4 separate regions of the Homo sapiens genome follow, and regions 2, 3 and 4 are each linked to region 1. The links are chromatin contacts, found by Hi-C or POLR2A ChIA-PET in ENCODE. All regions are on one chromosome and are shown on one strand. Each heading gives the region's core, a stretch centred on a gene start or an enhancer-like site at or near the end of the contact. The rest is flanking DNA. Distances are from core to core; before and after follow the strand shown.

Region 1 (2,904 bases), core at 169-2,668:
ACACCCTGGCCTGCTTGCAAGCTGCGTCAGGGCCTTTGCGTGTGCTGTTGCTGTTTCCTCTGCCTGGAGCGTTCTTCCCCAGAGATCTGGACAGCTCAATCCTTCACCTGTAAGTTCACTCAGATCTTAACTTCTCAACTGCCCGGGGCCCCAACCGGCTCCAAAACCCGTCTTACGCTGTGCGACTTCATCTTTTTACCCACACTGCATCTCCCTTTCTAACTTACTCTATAACTTACGTAAGTATTGGGCTTGTTGTTTATTGTCTGTTTCTCCCTGCCAAAACAGCAGTTCTGTGAGGGCTGAACTTTTTGTCATCCTGTTCACTGCCACATTATCAGGGTCTAGAGCAGTGTCTGGAACGCAGTAGGTGCTCAATAAATACTTGCTGGATGAACGAGTAACCAAAAGGACATTTGCTTCAATCAGATACACAACTTTATATGATAATAACTATGTTACATTTGAAAAGCACAACCATTGACACCAGCCTGGGCAACACACTGAAACCTCATCTCTGCAAAAAATACAAAAATTAGCTGGGTGTGGTGGTGTGTGCCTGTAGTCCCAGCCACTCTGGAGGCTGAGATGAGACGATCACCTGAGCCAGGGAGATTGAGGCTGGAGTGAGCCAAGATCAAGCCACTGTACTCCAGCCTGGGTGACAGTGTGAGATCCTGCAAAAAAAGAAGAAAGAAAAAGAAAGAAAAACGAAGGAAGGAAGGAAGGAAGGAAGGAAGGAAGGAAGGAAGGAAGGAAGGAAGGAAGGAAGGAAGGAAGGAAGGAAAGAAGGACCAAAAAAAAAGTTGGAAGTTGGAAGGAAATATTTCAGAATGTCACCAGTGATTGTCTCAGGCAATGGGATAGTGGGTGGTTTAAAATTCCTTCCATCCTTAGTTGCTTTCCAGATTCTCTACAGTGAGCATATCTTTGTCCTATAACATTTTTTGCAAAATTAAGTCTTACCATTGGAAATCAGTGCTCTCTGGACTTATTCAACAGGCATTTGCAGATCTATTTGAGCCCAAAAAGTCATAGTTCTGTAACCTTAACAAAGAGCTTGGAAGCTACTGTTCTGGTCCAAATATCACTCTACAGATGGGGAAACTGAGGCCCAGAGAGGGCAGCGCTTACCCATCTTAGACATATTTGTCATGACCCTAAGGAAGAGGGTCCCCTTATGAGGAGTGGGGAAAATCAAGGCCAATTCAGCTCAGGAATATTTTCTATCAGGTCAGGATATTCAGCTGGGGTCCTCATACCCCTCTGCTAGGGCTTGTCCTCCCTCGGTGTCCCACTGGGACCCGAGAATTCAGGGTCCTGCCCACTTCCAGGCCTGCCCGCAAAGACCTTCCCTGCAATACCGCAAATGGACGCCAGAGGACAGTGGTGACGCGCCTGAACCTCAGTTAGCAACTCAAAGGCCCGCTAAGCTCTGCGGGCCCTGGAGCACTTCAGCCTGGCTGGTCTCTGTGAGCGAAGAGGGAGCCGATGGCTCCGTTTGTAGGAACTCGGATTCCCGCGGGAATGTGGGCGGGAGGTGTCAGATCTGATTTTCCAAGGGAAACCAGAAATTCAGACTTTCATGTGGAATATCCTGGTTTTTAAATCACTGCCACTAAGAATTTAACAACTTGGGGAGGTGGAGGAGACCAAACGAAACTAAAAAAGAAGGCTGGGGCCGGGCGCGGTGGCTCACGCTGTATTCCCAGCATTTTGGGAGGCCGAAGTGGGCGGATCACGAGGTCAAGAGATGAGACCATCCTGGCCAACATGGTGAAACCCCGTCTCTACTAAAAATACAAAAATTAGCTGGGCGTGGTGGCGCGCGCCTGTAGTCCCAGCAACTCAGGAGGCTAGTTTATGAGACTCCGCCCCCAGCCCTCTAGGGAGGGGTGAAGTCAGATGTTAGAATTCTAATTGTTTTTAATTAAAAAAAAATTTTTTTAACCTGATCCCTTAGTCTGAGCAAAGGTGCCAGAAGAAGGCAAAAAGGTAGGGTCCCAGCCCCCTCCCATGGCCCATCCCACCGCCACTCCTTCATCCAGGTCTGCTCCATTTCCTATGTTTTATGTACCAGTGTTTCCTCATAACATGGGATTAAACAAAAACATTTTGTATAAGAATAGAGCTTGCAGAGCAAGCCACCACCGGGCGTGGTGGCTCATCCCTGTAATCCCAACACTTTGGGAGGCCGAGGCAGGCGGATCACCTGAGTTCAGGCGTTCGAGACCATCCTGGCCAACATGATGAAACCTTGTCTCTACTAAAAATACAAAAATTAGCCAGGTGTGGTGGCTCTGCCTGTAGTCCCAGCTACTCTGGAGCCTGGGCAGGAGAATCGCTTGAACCCGGGAGGTGGAGGTTGCAGTAAGCCAAGATCGTGCCACTACAGTCCAGCCTGGGTGACAGAGCAAGACTCTGTCTCAAAAAAAGAAAAAAAGAAAGAAAATTTAAAAAAAAAGTTTTGTAGCTTTTTAAATAAAAGTTTGAAACTTTTTTTATAAAAAGAGTTTGGACTTGGAGGACTCCTCTAGTCCAAGTGTGTGTGCCATTCTACAGATAGAGAGACTGAGAACCAGAGCACCTGCACTTGTCCTTGTGCAGGAGATGCTGTGCGACTGCAGGAGGAAAGGATGAGAGCAGCCTCAAGGTGAATGTGAGGTCAAGGTCATTTCTGGGGAAGAACCATTTCCTGTGCCTGTCCTGGACCCTTGTCCAGGAAGACCTCCTTCCGGGAGGGGGACAGAGAGTGGCATGAGGGTCCTTCAAGTCTGTCTTCCCCACCCCCGGGTGCACCTCCCACCCCACACCTCCCCATGCCCTGCCTGGGACCTGCAGGGCTTGCACCAATGGGCTTCCTTGTGCTTGGCTGCTGAGTAGCCCAGCCAGTGGGAGGCACAA
Region 2 (2,904 bases), core at 138-2,637, 950 kb before region 1:
GTGAAACCCCACCTCTACTAAAAATACAAAAAAATTAGCTGGGTGTGGTGGCACGTGCCTGTAGTCCCAGCTACTGGGGAGGCTGAGGCAGGAGAATCACTTGAACCTGGGAGGTGGAGGTTGCAGTGAGCCAAGAGCATCCCACTGCACTCCAGCCTGGATGACAAAGCCAGACTCCGACTCAAAAAAAAAAACAAAACCCAAAACAAAAGAAGGATATGTCAAGGCAGTCTTTTAGAATCTTTATGATTTAAAACCTCGTCTTCCTTGGGCCAGGCACGGTGGCTCACGCCTGTAATCCCACCATTTTGGGAGGCCAAGGCGGGCAGATCACGAGGTCAGGAGATCGAGCCCATCCTGGCTATTACGGTGAAACCCCGTCTCTACTAAAAATACAAACAAAAGAAAAAATTAGCAGGGCGTGGTGGGTGGGCGCCTGTAATCCCAGCTACTCGGGAGGCTGAGGCAGGAGAATGGCGTGAACCCAGGAGGCGGAACTTGCAGTGAGCCAAGATCGGGCCACTGCACTCCAGCCTGGGCGACAGAGTGAGACTCCGTCTCAAAAACAAACAAACAGACAAAAAACCTGGTCTTCCTTAATGTATATGTTATATGTTGATGCCTCCTTTAAAGGGTTAAGTTTCTTTGGAATGACTTGATGATTTTGAGAAACTATATACACCACCTAAAGAATTGGTAGAAATGTAAATTCTTAATCATTACTAGTAACTGTCTTGAAGGGGAAAATAACCCCAAGCTGCCAATAGATGCCTGTCCTTCAAGATAAAATGAAATTATTCAATGCACTGGGCTGACTTAACACTACAAATAAGTAAATAATACATCAAACTTTAAGCGTCAATGTTTAATTTTCATAAGACTAATTTCTTAGCTACAGCTGTCAAGACAGATAACTGGCCCTGAGTGGGCAAAATGTGCCTTTAAAAAAAAAAAAAGTTAAAAACAGGTTTTAGAAAACTTATTTTATTTGTGTAATTTTCGAACACACATTTGCTTTTCTTTTGGTTTAAGTGCAGTTAAGTCACAGGAACTGTTAACTTTTCCTAAGTAAACTCAATGCTTCCTAGGAGAAAGAAGAGGAAAAAGAAAAAGGGGAGAATACACGGAAAAGTGAGGACAACCTATTCCCCAAAGGACAGGTTTTGTACGGCGAACCACCTTTTTCCAACTGCAGATTTCCAGAAGGCTGATTTCAAACAAATCGGGAGGGATGGATAAATTCCAACTCTCCAAGTTCTGTAGACCATCCGGAAGCAAATGCTGGCGGCCTTGGGGAGTGATCGAAACGTGTAGTAGTAGTAGTAGGGCTCTCTTCGTCCCATTCATTGACACTTAATAGTGTCTCCAGGCCACTCACCTCTGTTCCAGCTGAGCACAAATCACACTCACCAGGGAAGCTGGCGGGAGTCGGACACACACCTACACCCACACCCATAACCCTTGGCCCCAGGGCTGTAAAGCGCGATCCACGGAATCCGGGGGAGGCCGAAACCCGGTAGTCGATGGAACCTCTCACTGCAAAATCTCCCTGCTTTTTGAGGCTAGAGCCGAGAAGAACGCCACAGGACAACGCGGGGGAAGAGGGGGCACCTCCCCCTTACCTTGATGGCTTTGTCCATGTCGCTCTCCTCCGACATACTCAGTGGGGCCCCCACAGCCGGGAGAGGCGGAGGCTGCTCAGCAGCCCTGTCCCCGCGCGGCCGAGGGAGCAAAGGGCTCGGCACTCGGGCCCCTGGGCCTCGTGGCGACGGGCAGCAGCCGCCCCTCGGGACCGGTGGGGATGAGGACCCCGGCGCCGGCTCTGCTTCGGCGGGCGGCTCTAGGCTGGCGGCAGCAGCAGCGGCGGAGGCGGCGGCCCCTGGGGACAGGTCTTTGTGCTGGGCCCCACGCGGCCGCCTCCTAGCCTCATCCCCAGCTGGGGAGGCAGGCTCCTGGGGTAGGGCGAGGCGGGGAGGGCCTCGACCCGGGGCGCCGTGCAAGGGCCTCGCGGGGCCGCCGCTTAGACCTGGGCTCGCCAGGTCCTAAAGAAGAGCCTGCGCCTCCGCCTCCGCCGCCTGCACCGCCGCGAAGCCGAAGCCGAAGCCGAAGCAGAGCTCGGCGCCGCTGCTCCCGCCGCCGCCTCAGCGCCACACATCGCCGGGACACCCGCGCCGGGCAGCCCCGCCGGCCGCCCTCACGCACGCGCTGTGCCCCGCGGGAGCTCCAGGCCGCCCCTCCTGCCGCCCAGCTTCGTGACTCCACGGCCCCACGCGCCCCTTGCTGCCTTCCGCTGGGGTTTCCGAGCCGCCCCCGAACCGCGCACCCGACTTGCAGGCGTCCGCCTGGGCCTCCCTAAGACACGCCGCATACAGGACAGGCCCCTGGGCCTTCCGCGGCGATGGCGCTGCGCTAATGACGTCATAGGCCCGGACTCGCGTGAGTGCGCGTGCGTTGGGGCCTCAGCCTTTATCTCCACTCTGCGGAGATTCACGCCTGGAAAACGCTCTTCTGAGAGGATCTGTGGAGGTCAACCCAGGAGAGAGAAGACAGGACTGAAGCACTGAAAGGGTCCTGCCGTTAAGGGCGCAGGATTGTATAGAATATATAATAGCAGTAGCAGCTCTGTTTACGGAGCATTAACCTTACGTGGAGTTATTTCCTGCATTTCCTCCTTTCGTCTTTACAAGGTAGCCGTTTGGCGTCGTGAGGTATGGATGTTCCCATCCCTAATTTGCAAAATAGGTAACTGAGGCTCAGGAGAGCTAGACTAGTTTGTGCACAGCCGAGAAGTGGTCAAGCTAGAATGGGACCCCAGGTTTGTGCTCCCTACTCTCCACCGATAACCTATCAAAGGGCTTTGCAAGAGCTTTTGACTAATCGTCTGTCAATGGTTCTTCATTCACG
Region 3 (2,904 bases), core at 178-2,677, 610 kb after region 1:
CCATCAGCACACCAACAGAGGAAAAAAAACAGAAACAGCATGTTAAGATTACCTTCTTCAGCCGGTAACTCTGTAGAATGTAGAAATTCGTCAAGCAATGTGTCAAGAGGGAGGTTAAAAAAAAAAAGAGAGAGACATTTTAGCACTTCGTTTTTCTAAAAAGAACTGCTACAATTCTAAGCATCAATATCTTTAAAACACAGACCTAGCTATAAGAATATCCGATTTTTTTAGCAGAGGGCATACCACGAAGATATCTCAAGGAAGCATGCACTCTTTGTAATCAATGGCCTGAGGTCTAGCCCTAAGCGTGAAATCACTTCGGGCTCCTGAACCTAGGAGTGGTTTCAGCGATGTCATCACTTCTGCCAGATGTGTAACTTTGGGTAGGACAAGAACGGTCAGAGGCCTTCCAACGACCTCGACTCCTCATAAATCGGCAGGGGACGAGAAAACGTCTTGCCGGGCTCAACCTAGCTGCAGAAGCCACGTCCCTCCCTCCACCGGGGCCGGCTGCTGCTGGAGAGAAGCCTCCGAGCCTTGCGCGCCGAAAAGGTCGAGGGCCCGAGAAGCGAAGAGGTCCAGGGAAGGCGAGGCGAGGACCGCAGCCCCTTTCTCTCCCGCGGGGCCGGCGCGCTGGCCCGACCCTCCGCCCGCAGCTGTCGGCGGGCGCGGAGCCGAAGCCCACGAGGTGGAGCCCGGTCAGCCATCTTCCCTGGCTCTCCCGGCCGCGCCGGGCCCCTGCAGCGGAGCGCCCTGCACCTACCGTTGGAGCCCCATCTCTCCTTAAGCTTCTTGACCTGTTCCAGGCTCAGCCCCGTACTCTCGTTGACGCCGAAGTGGCCCAGCACCTCCTCCACCGTCTTGGTGTGCGCGTTCTCCATGGCTTCGGGGGCCCGGCCGGCCTCGCCTCCCGTCCCCGCGGCCTCCTCGCCTCCGCCTCGCACTCCGGCCGCGGGCTCGTGCCACCCCGGGAGCCCAGGCGCGGACGGGCTCTCCCCTCCTCCTCTTGCGGCCGCTTCCGCCTCGCCGGGCGCTGAATCACCCCGCGCCCCCTCCCCCAGACAACCGCCCCTCGCGCGGCCCCGAGCTCCGCAGGGCGGGTTGGGGGCTCCTGACCCACCCTCCCTCCCCTCGCCAGAAGGGAGGGCCTCCCTCGCCCTCAGCCGCCCGCCGGGAGGGCAGGCCGCGGCCCCCGAGCCCCCTCCCCGCTCTCTTGAGGCGATCAGAGGCCCCGCCCGGGCCGGAGGAGGGGGCGCCCGGCAGACCACTGAGGGCGGAACGCGGCGAGGGAGGCGAGCCGGCGGGGCGGTGCGCGGCGCGCTCGCCCGGGTCCCTCAGCGCCGCACGCCCGACAGCGGCGGAGGAAACTGCGGCGAAGGAAAAGGAGGTGGCGTCGGGGACGGCTCCGCGGCGGCTGCTCTAATAGCATTTATCGGCCGCTGCCTCCCCTTTCGCCGCCGCCGCGGCATGTGGACGCCGCTCATTGGCCGAGAGCGCCCAGCGCGGCGCGGGCGGCGCGGCCCCGCCCCCTCCTCCCGGCTCCCTCCTCCCGCGCGCCTGGCGCCCACGCTGCCGCGCAGGCCCCGCCCCCTCCCGCGCGCCGCCCCTAGGAACCCGGATCGAGGCCGCGCGCGCCGCGGTCGCGGGGCTGGCGGAGGGGAAGCTGGGTACCCTCTTCTGTGCCTGCGGTTCTCTGACCCACCCACCTGCAGACGCAGGGTGGGGCGCTCACAGTGGGCACGCTGCTCTGGGGCCGGTGGGCGGATGGTTGGAAGGCGAGGCCGAGGAGCTGGGAGCGCGGTCCACGCGGGGCGTCTCGAGGCGCCCTCGGGCTGATGTCCTTGGCTCGCCTCCTCGCCCTCGGTCGCCCGGGCTGCGCTCTGCATCCTAATCTGGCTCCTTCAGAGCCCCCCTCAGAAACCAAGGGGAGGAATTCCGCAGTTCACTTCCCACACAACCCAAATCCTTCATCTGTCGCCTCGGGAACACCGCATCCTACACCCCCTGCCGCCAGCTCCTTCGCACGCCAGCCCCGATTCTTCCCCAGCGGGTTCTGGGCCCTGACGAGGGAACCCCCCTCGCGGGGGGGAGGGAGAAGAGTTGATTTTATTATTAATAGCTGACGCAGCGCTTGATAGGTGTCTGCAGGGCAGTCACAGTTCACGCCGCTGGAGCTGCCACACAGCAGCTAGACTTGGGCTAGGAGGTGCTTCGCTGTGGCTTTCAGATGAAGGCCATTTCATAGACTCACTTCCCTCGACAGGAGAAAAGGGGACTTGAATCCAAAGCTGCTCTTAAACCACAGATGATTTGCTCTGCTCGGGAGGACAAAGCGCAGGTCACAGCAAGATAAAGGGAATTTTGCCAATATAAAGAAGCTACATTACTTAACAAGGGGATGGGAAATTGCATGGAATTCATGAACAAAACATGAACATATTCTCTTCACAAAGAAGAGCAGCTTTCTTCACGGAGTAGGTTGCAGAATGAAGCAATTAGTCCACTTTTGTGTTTAACAATAACGCACCATCCGCATGAGCAAAAGCAGAGCAGAAAAATCACCTCAGTTGTCTCAAGTGGCTGGGCTTCAGGACTTAAGATAAATTCCTTCAGCAGATGCAAATTACAGTGCATCACCAGCTGAAAAAATCAGGCACGTCATGTCATTTAATTATTTCCAAGGAGTGGACGTTGGCATGTAGTTTTGATTGATACTTGGAAAAGAACCAACAAAACCCTACACGAAACAAACAAACAAAAAATTATACTATATGGCAACGCACTGAGAGAAGCCAGGTGGAAACTGGTTAGGTCACAGGATCAGAGCCGCTTCAAGAGGGGCACGTGAGTGCACGGTGGGAGTGTGGTCATGGAGGGCTGGCTGTTGTTGCCCTCTGAGAC
Region 4 (2,904 bases), core at 223-2,722, 540 kb after region 1:
TCCAGATCTTTCCAGGCTGCTAACAATGGAGAGCGCGGAGTCTTGGCTTTCTTCACCACACTGACGAGTGAGGCCTTGTGTGTTTAAGACCCCACTGGTAACACACACTCAGCTTCCCCCATCCTTAAAGGGTAGGGAGCCAGGGTGGGCTTCACATGGGCGGACCTGCTGCCAGTCAGCCTGTCTACTGTGAAGTCGAGTCCAAGAGGTTCCTGTCCCCTCTAGTCACATGGCCACCCTGCCCAGACTGAGCCTCCCCTGCTTCCCTGTAGAGGGGCAGGCCCGGGTGCGGAGTGGAGGCCCTTGGTGCCCATCAGTCCCCCTCCCACAGAACAGTCACCACCACACTGAGAATTTATCATAGAATAGATTTATTTACCTGAAACCATGTCTGTGCGACGCTCATTGTTACCAGCACAGAAAGAAACAAACTGATCTCTATTTACAGTCTAAAGTCAAACATGCGCAGTGATAAATTGACATTTAGCATTTTATTAAGATAAATGCATCACAATATTTGTATTGCACCAACATCTGTCTACTGCTTCTGATTTCATTAAATAAGTTACATTTAATACAGTGCGAAATAGCTGTCTGCACACTCAGAAAATAACTGAAAATGAACTGGAGGCCTACATTTTAACCATTCAACACCTGTAGTGTTTTTAATGAATTTATAAATAAGCAAACTGTACAGGGCCAATTAAAAAGTAGCATGTTCCAATGTCACTGGAGAGGGATCTGGCTACTTACAACCGAAGGCATGCATTACAATTGAATACTGTACATTTATATAAGCTATGACATTTTGCAGAGAAATGTGGCGACTTGGCTGACGGCTTCCAAGTTCTTAGATAAGGTTACAGAGCCTCATTCCTCTTGCAGCAAAGAAACCAAACTTCTCTGGAGAGGCTTTCTGATTAAGCTAAATTGTACATCTGTAATCAGTATTTTGATTTAAAAGCTAACAACCCCATTGGTAATACACATTTCCTCCACATAACACAAAGTGAGTTGGGAAGTTTTTTACTTTTCTTTTTCCCCAACATCAGTCATGCACAGGGTTGGTAGATGTGTTGCTAAAAACGCACATGCACGCAACCGAACACCCTTACATTTCTGCAAAATGGTTTAGGAAGCGGTTACTCCAGTATTGCTGAAAAGGAAAGAGAGAGGAAATCAGCTTCATGAAATACAGAGAGGAAACGTTAGAATACCTATTTAAATAGATGAAGATCAACAGCGACAGATGAAAAGGAACATTCAGCTTGATCTTTTCAAGGTTTCAAGACCAGCATTTCTGATTTACTGTCCCTGAGGTGCCGCCCACACAGGGTAGCATCTAGAAGCACTGGCTCAGTGACACAGACTCCTCGTGTCGTCTGGCTACAGAATAAAGGCTCTGGAGGAAAACCCCATGAGGCAGACACAATCGTTGCAGCTGTGAAAGCAGCGAGACAGGCAAGAGGACAAGGTCTTGGTTAGTGGTGCAGAGGGTGAGGTTGATGGAGAAGTGAGCAGCCAGTAGCAGCACAGCCTTCCTGTCCCTGCCCTGTGGGCACCCGGCTTCTGGCTGCTCGCCTGCCTTGCCTAGCCCTGGAGAGGAAACTCCTCCGCATCATTCTCCTCAGTAAAGGAGGGTGAAGCCTACCCTTCTTGCTAACTGCAGCGGGTGTTTGGACAATTTGGTGGTTACAGTCACAGGGCAACTGCTGGCTCTGCTCACAGGCACTGCAGACGTGGTATGCTCTGGCCCTGGACAGTGGCTAGATGCTTGGTAGACACTGAGCTAATCTTGTGGTCTCAGGTCTTAGGTCTGCCCACCTCAGTCAGGGCTGAAGCTCCAGTCCGAGGGGATGTGGGAGCAGCTGTTGTGAGGGAAGTCGGCCAGATGCCCTGCTTGCCTGGGAGCTCACTGAGCTCAAGGGACAGCTTCCTCCAGAATGGATCATCTGCATTCTGCAGAGTGGTGTCCCAGTTAGGGTATGTATGATTGTTGGTCTTCTGGGCAAAGCTCAGAGAGGCCAAGGGAGGCACGGGGTGGCAACAAGCGACACTGATGGCTGGGCCTTCAGCCACCTGCCCATCAGGAAAGAATGTGGAAGTAAGTTTCAGGCAAGAGCTGCCTGACAGCAGGCACATTGCGGGGCTGGGCAGCTGCTGCCTCACTGTTAGGTGAGGGCCTGAGGCCAGGGATGTGCCAAGACCACGGTGCTGGACCTGGTCTTTATGGGTTGACCTGAGGAGGAGATGCTGAAGTGTTTTCACCCAGCAAAGCCTTCAGTGAAATGGAGCAAGTGGCCCTGCTCAAAACAGCAGTGGGCCTAACCCACTCCCAGCTGTCTGGACCAAGGGAAGTGGGTCCCTCCATGGGCTCCTCTGTGGGCTGGAGGGGTCTGAAGCTGAGAAACCATGAAGCTAACTAGGGGCTGTGCGACAGCAGGCCACACACTACTCAACTTTTTTTGTAAAGGCCACTAAGTCAAGGAACTGAGTCAGGAAAAGCTGAGTTTTGTTTGCACGGAATAGCAATAGTGCAGCACTCAAGTCAGTTTGCAGCCCAGAGATGCACTCCTTGCATTTGGCCCATTCAACCCATTTCTTGTTACACCTCATGATGCTCAAACTGGCAAAATTTACCCCCTGCCCCAAATGTTCCCTGCTGGGCAAAGCAGCCTCCCTTCCCGAGAGCCACAGCTGCCTGCGAGCAGCCTTGGAGGCTTCACAGTAAGGCTGATTTTTTTTTGACAGGGCCTCACTCTGTTGCCCAGGCTGGTTTGAGTACCTGGGCTCAAGCAATCCTTCTGCTGTGGCCTCCAAAGGGCTGAGACTTACTTACAGGCATGAGCCACCACACCCAACCACGGACTGTGCTTTTAAGAGTCGGTCTCCAGGTTCCACCTC

What was found. Hi-C counts contacts between places; a loop is a spot of excess contacts on that map. ChIA-PET counts read pairs that join two places held with the same protein, here RNA polymerase II (POLR2A). Pooled maps may share reads with other maps.
Region 2: a map of vagina shows a loop between it and region 1 (5-fold over the local background). The contact joins the promoter of MAPKAPK5-AS1 here to the enhancer-like site in region 1. A Hi-C loop is called at or near these places in 1 of 168 maps with a recorded cell type or tissue (vagina). POLR2A ChIA-PET finds 5 or more read pairs at or near these places in 2 of 52 experiments (MCF 10A and activated CD8-positive, alpha-beta memory T cell).
Region 3: a pooled map shows a loop between it and region 1 (6-fold over the local background). The contact joins the promoter of ATP2A2 here to the enhancer-like site in region 1. A Hi-C loop is called at or near these places in 4 of 50 pooled maps. POLR2A ChIA-PET finds 5 or more read pairs at or near these places in 2 of 52 experiments (H1 and MCF 10A).
Region 4: a map of CD4-positive, alpha-beta memory T cell shows a loop between it and region 1 (5-fold over the local background). The contact joins two enhancer-like sites. A Hi-C loop is called at or near these places in 4 of 168 maps with a recorded cell type or tissue (B cell, CD4-positive, alpha-beta T cell, CD4-positive, alpha-beta memory T cell and 1 more), 14 of 37 single-sample maps with no recorded cell type and 14 of 50 pooled maps. POLR2A ChIA-PET finds 5 or more read pairs at or near these places in 1 of 52 experiments (activated CD4-positive, alpha-beta T cell).

The regions. Positions count from the first base shown.
Region 1 is chr12:110,886,670-110,889,573 of GRCh38, reverse strand. All of the region lies in intron 8 of CCDC63 (coiled-coil domain containing 63), which reads right to left. Among named protein-coding and RNA genes, the nearest start is that of MYL2, 32 kb to the left of the region's middle. Within about 2 kb of position 1,418, at least 10 of the 41 ENCODE cell types and tissues checked have a DNase peak (open chromatin) inside an H3K27ac peak, as active enhancers do.
Region 2 is chr12:111,841,488-111,844,391 of GRCh38, reverse strand. It overlaps MAPKAPK5-AS1 (MAPKAPK5 antisense RNA 1), which reads left to right and starts at 1,387. Exons shown (of 2, transcript NR_015404.2): 1 at 1,387-2,904. It overlaps MAPKAPK5 (MAPK activated protein kinase 5), which reads right to left and starts at 2,164. Exons shown (of 14, transcript NM_003668.4): 1 at 1,623-2,164. The coding sequence starts at 1,658. RefSeq lists enhancers at 1,479-1,578, 2,309-2,588 and silencers at 1,669-2,018, 2,099-2,278.
Region 3 is chr12:110,279,770-110,282,673 of GRCh38, reverse strand. ATP2A2 (ATPase sarcoplasmic/endoplasmic reticulum Ca2+ transporting 2) reads right to left here and starts at 1,427. Exons shown (of 20, transcript NM_170665.4): 1 at 767-1,427; 2 at 53-70. The coding sequence starts at 884. RefSeq lists enhancers at 1-732, 1,850-1,919 and silencers at 560-1,069, 1,160-1,759.
Region 4 is chr12:110,348,544-110,351,447 of GRCh38, reverse strand. ATP2A2 (ATPase sarcoplasmic/endoplasmic reticulum Ca2+ transporting 2) reads right to left here. Exons shown (of 20, transcript NM_170665.4): 20 at 355-2,904. Among named protein-coding and RNA genes, the nearest start is that of ANAPC7, 54 kb to the left of the region's middle. RefSeq lists a silencer at 1-75 and an enhancer at 1,708-2,255. Within about 2 kb of position 1,472, at least 5 of the 41 ENCODE cell types and tissues checked have a DNase peak (open chromatin) inside an H3K27ac peak, as active enhancers do.